Regions from separate parts of the Homo sapiens genome. Here region 1 is linked to region 2. The links are chromatin loops, found by intact Hi-C in ENCODE. Cell type or tissue: heart left ventricle. All regions are shown on one strand. Each heading gives the region's core, and the rest is flanking DNA. Links, peaks and the distances in the headings are about the cores only. Region 1 overlaps TGM4 (transglutaminase 4). Region 2 holds the start of ZNF502 (zinc finger protein 502).

What was found. Peaks named below come from ENCODE experiments on the same cell type or tissue, not always from the same donor. Only the 100,000 strongest peaks of a DNase experiment are listed, where the experiment ranks them.
Region 1: a loop joins it to region 2, with 4 times the contacts of the local background. A loop is called at or near these places in 2 of 110 quality-filtered maps.

Annotation. Positions count from the first base shown.
Region 1 is chr3:44,912,934-44,915,831 of GRCh38, forward strand. It overlaps TGM4 (transglutaminase 4), which reads left to right. Exons shown (of 14, transcript NM_003241.4): 14 at 651-2,057. The coding sequence ends at 792. It overlaps ZDHHC3 (zDHHC palmitoyltransferase 3), which reads right to left. Exons shown (of 7, transcript NM_001135179.2): 7 at 2,328-2,898. Among named protein-coding and RNA genes, the nearest start is that of TGM4, 40 kb to the left of the region's middle. In heart left ventricle, for the core only: CTCF peaks have their summits at 1,151 (motif pointing left), 1,351 and 2,177; a DNase peak (open chromatin) is centred at 1,168.
Region 2 is chr3:44,711,070-44,713,986 of GRCh38, forward strand. ZNF502 (zinc finger protein 502) reads left to right here and starts at 1,591. Exons shown (of 3, transcript NM_001134442.3): 1 at 1,591-1,671. In heart left ventricle, for the core only: CTCF peaks have their summits at 1,647 and 1,846; a DNase peak (open chromatin) is centred at 1,592; H3K4me3 peaks cover 1,416 bases; H3K27ac peaks cover 680 bases.

The DNA of each region.
Region 1 (2,898 bases), core at 1-2,500, 200 kb after region 2:
ACTTTACTGAACTCTAATGTTTTGTTTCTGAGAGGTTTCTGATGGTCTGTTTCTTACAGGATGTCTGAATCTTCCAAGTAAAAATGAGTAGACTCCTATTTTCCTTAGACCACGATTTATCACATTTTAATGTGCACACAAATTACCTGGGGAGTATTGTTACAGTGTAGATTCTGATTCAGCAGGTTTAGGGTGGAGCCTCAGATTCTGTGTTTCCTACAAGCTCAGCTAGTATTGCGAAGCCCCAGAACACACTTTGAGTAGTGAGGGGCTAGCCAATTCCTTGCATGTGGATTCAACATAAAATACATGTTCCTCTTAGATTTTATGTAATAGATGACTGTTGCTAATACTCATGAAACAAGAACATCTGTAGTAAAGTCAGGCAAGACTCCAGGGAAGATTTGTGAAATGTCAGAGTTGGAAGAGCTTCTGGAAACCAGCTGGTTCACCCGTCTTGCTTTACATCTGAGAAAACTGATAGCAGCACCCAGGGTGCAGGTACACTGTGCCATGCCCTGGAATGGCCAGGACTTTTCAAAGAGGCTGAGCTAAGGCTCAGTTTCCTGGCTTCTCACCCAACTCATCTTCTCCCTCTTCCCATAACATCCTTGGCTGATTGTATGTCCGTATGTCTTTGAATTTTCCAGGACGGTGCAGCCTGGTGAGACCATCCAATCCCAAATAAAATGCACCCCAATAAAAACTGGACCCAAGAAATTTATCGTCAAGTTAAGTTCCAAACAAGTGAAAGAGATTAATGCTCAGAAGATTGTTCTCATCACCAAGTAGCCTTGTCTGATGCTGTGGAGCCTTAGTTGAGATTTCAGCATTTCCTACCTTGTGCTTAGCTTTCAGATTATGGATGATTAAATTTGATGACTTATATGAGGGCAGATTCAAGAGCCAGCAGGTCAAAAAGGCCAACACAACCATAAGCAGCCAGACCCACAAGGCCAGGTCCTGTGCTATCACAGGGTCACCTCTTTTACAGTTAGAAACACCAGCCGAGGCCACAGAATCCCATCCCTTTCCTGAGTCATGGCCTCAAAAATCAGGGCCACCATTGTCTCAATTCAAATCCATAGATTTCGAAGCCACAGAGTCTCTCCCTGGAGCAGCAGACTATGGGCAGCCCAGTGCTGCCACCTGCTGACGACCCTTGAGAAGCTGCCATATCTTCAGGCCATGGGTTCACCAGCCCTGAAGGCACCTGTCAACTGGAGTGCTCTCTCAGCACTGGGATGGGCCTGATAGAAGTGCATTCTCCTCCTATTGCCTCCATTCTCCTCTCTCTATCCCTGAAATCCAGGAAGTCCCTCTCCTGGTGCTCCAAGCAGTTTGAAGCCCAATCTGCAAGGACATTTCTCAAGGGCCATGTGGTTTTGCAGACAACCCTGTCCTCAGGCCTGAACTCACCATAGAGACCCATGTCAGCAAACGGTGACCAGCAAATCCTCTTCCCTTATTCTAAAGCTGCCCCTTGGGAGACTCCAGGGAGAAGGCATTGCTTCCTCCCTGGTGTGAACTCTTTCTTTGGTATTCCATCCACTATCCTGGCAACTCAAGGCTGCTTCTGTTAACTGAAGCCTGCTCCTTCTTGTTCTGCCCTCCAGAGATTTGCTCAAATGATCAATAAGCTTTAAATTAAACTCTACTTCAAGAAAACTCTGTGGTCCCTGAGTCCTTTTTTCTTTATGCCAATAAGCTTCTTAAATGTGCTGGCGGTTTATGCAGTCACTTGGGGAGCCATGGAATCCTTTGATCTCCCCAGGCAAGGTGCTCTGAGGAGTTGGCTTCTTTATTGTCTGTTCAGTACATCCAACCCCTCTCTCAAAGGCTGTCACCCCAACTGGATACACACCCTGGCAAAGGCACGTAGCTTGAATGAGGGTTATTTTGTGTCTAATTCACAGGAGAGTCATGGGTGGGATACCTGTCATCCTCTGCCTTTCCAGCTGTCCAAGTGAAAAAAACCTCAATCCTGGTCACCCTTGCCCAAGTTGCCCACATCCCTGGCATACAGTAGGTGTTCAATAAATGTTTATTGAAGGAAAGGTGACTGTTCCTTCTGCTGGAAATACCACAAGGGTGGTGACACAAACAAGAGTTTGGTCAGTCACTCCACAGCACAGTGTCCGATCCCAAGAGGTGATATAGCCCGGCACGGCCACTGTGTGGTGCCGTATGACACTCACTTGTCTCCCACACTGGGAATGGAAGAAAAGTAGCTTTCCTAGAGGTGCCTTTAGGGTGGCCCATAAGGAAGGACACTGCCCAAGGGTTTGAGCTGGGATCTCTTAATTAAAACAGGAGACTCCAGTCACTGAGGGTGAGCAAAGAGCTTTTTATTCAAAGAAAGAGGCAAATTGCACCCAATCTCTCTCCCTGTAAGATCTCATCTGGTTTTGACATCAGTTGCAATGCTTTCAGTCTGAGGCTAAGCAGAATGTTATGCTGTGAATGGTCACCACAGAGAGACCACTGTGTTGCTGGTGTGGGGAGGCGAGGCTCAGGGTTGGACAGGTTAATTACCTACATAACCCTGGCTGTGGCCCAGCCCAGCACCTCCCAGAACAGGGACTGACATGGCTGAGGTCTACCTTGGAGATGGGGTCAGTGAAGAGGGGAGGCAGGGTCAGCCTCTGTGCAAGTAAAATGCCCCCTCACCCCAGCCTTCCTTTCCAGAGCAACCAATCTGAAAACAGAATTGCCTTTGGGGCTGGTGTTGTACCTCTGCTTTCAGGCCAAGATGGATTCCCTAGAAGAGGAGTTTGAAGCCCAATGTGCAAGGACATTTCTCAAGGGCCATGTGGTTTTGCAGACACTGCTGTCCTCAGGCCTGAACTCACCATGGAAACCCATGTCAGCAAACAGTGACCAGCAAATCCTCTTCCC
Region 2 (2,917 bases), core at 132-2,631:
AGCTCCACCGGATGCCCCCACCAGGCCCCTACCACCTTCCCTGGTGCCTCCCCCTCTGCACCGGTTTCCCCTTCCCTCTCCTCTCAACCCGTCCCCGACCCCGCCGCCCAGAATGGAAAATACCTTCATATAATCTCTTTTGGTGGGGGTCAGGTAAATATAATTTAGAAGGAGTTTCTATTTCTCACAGGGAAGCAACATTCATCTCTGGAATGTACACTTTAGGTAATCTGGGGGAAGAAAGATAATTTTCCAGCAGTTTTAGCTCTCAAACAAGCAGTATACATCTATGTGGAGTAACTATTTCCTGTAACTTGTTGGAAGTTGATGGTGACCTAGTCATTCATCAAATACTGATTGAATGCCTAGTATGTCAGCCATGCTCTAGGTGCTAGGGATATAGTATGAATGAAACAGAGAAGGCCCCTGCCTTCATACAGCTTACATTCTACCAAGGGAGATAACAATTGGATAGAGTGAGCCAAAGAAACGGGAATATGCCAGCTACGTGGTACATCCTTTCAGATGTGCAGAGAGCTTGCTTTCTGGATTTAATCTATGGTATCCTCATTTTTCAGTTTATCAAAAATGCCAATAATCTAAATTTCACCTGTTTCTGATTAACGAATTCAACAAGTATTTATTGAATGCCTTCTCTACCAATCATTGTGCTAAACATTGAGATATAATGATAAATAATAGCTCCATATAGCTGATTAGAGTTGTATAAAAATGAACTGATTGGGTCTTTCACAGTTGTCCTTGGGTGGGATGCTACTTGTGTGTATCTTCCTAACAATACCTACGAAAGAAATACAAGTGTATGCATTTAGGGGGGCACTGAATAGAAGGCTAGCTAGAGCTAGAATAACTAATAGTGATATGTGAGTGTAAAGACCCATAAGGGCAACAGTCTAGGTGGTCAAGTGAGAATTGGCATTGGGATTTGAAGAACCAGGATAAATTGGATAGCTGAGGTTAGGGAGAGCAGGTAGAAGGAAGGGAGAGTATTCCAAAGGGAAAATCCTGGGAAAAAGATCTAGAGTCAGGAAGAGGCAAGGGATTTCAGGGGGCCAATGGGAATTCAGTAACTTTAGAGCAGAATGTATATGATAGCCAAATAAGAGATGTTGATATTGAGGTCAGTTTGTGTGGGCCTAGATTGGGAGTTTGTCCTTTATTCTAACATAACAGGGGATCACTCAAGGTTCTTAATAGAGACTATTTTAAGCAGGTAGAATATACTAGTTTCTTGTTGAGATGGCCCATTCCGGCTCCTACCCAGCATCCTTTCCATCCCTAACGTCTCCCTCTACAGTTTTCCTGAGGGTTGAGGTAGCCACTGTGTTTCAGGCCAAGATAGTTGTTAATGGGATATCAGGAACGCGACTGGGCTTGACGGGAAGCAAGGCTGGAGTTACAGGCTGGGCTTGGCGGGAAACAAAGCTGGAGTTACAGGCTGGGTTTGGAGGGAATGCCTTCTTCTAGGGTCCCATAGAGATGTTCCTCCCGCTTCCTAGAGAATCAGAGAATGGATGCGCGAGCTCGCTGCTGACGCACTACCGGCCGCGCCACCATTCTTCCGGTTTCAGAAGTTAAGGCTGGTGTCCTGGCCCCAGTCCACCTCTGGGAGCGCCTGCGCCGCTCCGCGGAGAGTCCGTGGATCTCACAGTGAGCGAGTTGGGACCCAGGGAGGGGAAAAGAGAGGACCCCGGCGAGCCATTGCTGGGGCGGCGGGCTGGAGGGTTATCTGGGAAGTCAGCCCCGGCCTCGGTCCTCTCCACGTTGCTGCCTACGCGTGCTGCCCGGACGTAGGGCACTCCTAGCGGCTCGGCCCGCCCAGCCTGCAGCCTCAGCACTGCAGACTCCAAGGCCCAGCACAGTGCCCGGCACAGAGGAGATGCCTAGGAAAATGGCGGAGTGAATGAATGAATGAGTGAATGAGTGATGGATAGATGATCAAGACAGACCTAGGACCCATGTCAGGAAACGAGGTCCTGGGGATCAGATACCAGTTTCTTCCCCCGGCTGATCCTGTAGCTCCGAAACTTGTTTAGAGCCTGTTTTTATAGGAGACGGCAAATAGCGTAAAGTGCACTCGTTGGGAGTCTTGAGACCTGAGTTACAATTCTGGAGGGTACAGAAATCTCTAAAGTACTGTCTAGAAGTCTGTTCCTTGCTTCTTCACAAAGCTCAGTTGACAGCTTGTATGTGATAGCATGTATGCAAACCTTAATGCCTCCCAATGAAGGATTACTATCCATTATATGCCAAACATTACCCCGAATTTAGTGGCTAGGCTACAAAAGAGTGACATCGGAGACTGCCACATGTAAAGATGCTTCCAGTCTTGTTTAGGACGATAAGGGCATAAGCAGATTTTGGTGGTAATATTTTAAACTACATTTATTTAGCACTTACTGTATACCAGGCACTATTTGAAGCATTTGTGCTAATTGATTTAATCTTCACAACAGCGTATTGCGTGTACAGTTTTGTTTTTTGGTTTTTGGTTTGTTTTTTTTTTTGAGACGGGATTTCACTCTTGTTGCCCAGGCTGGAGTGCAACGGGGTGATCTGGGCTCACCACAACCTCTGCCTCCCGGGTTCAAGCGATTCTCCTGCCTCAGCCTCCCGAGTAGCTGGGATTACAGGCATGCGCCACCACACCTGGCTAATTTTGTATTTTTAGTAGAAACGGGGTTTCACAGTGTTGGTCAGGCTGGTCGCGAACTCCCAACCTCAAGTGATCCACCCGCCTTGGCCTCCCAAAGTTCTGGGATTATAGGCGTGAAACACCGCGCCAGGCCTATGTGTAGTTTTTAAGTGAGGGAACTGAGGTACAGAGAGAACAGAAAACTTGTCCCAGATCACATTGCTAAGTGACCCAAGGCTGCATAAGAGATAAAGTGTACTG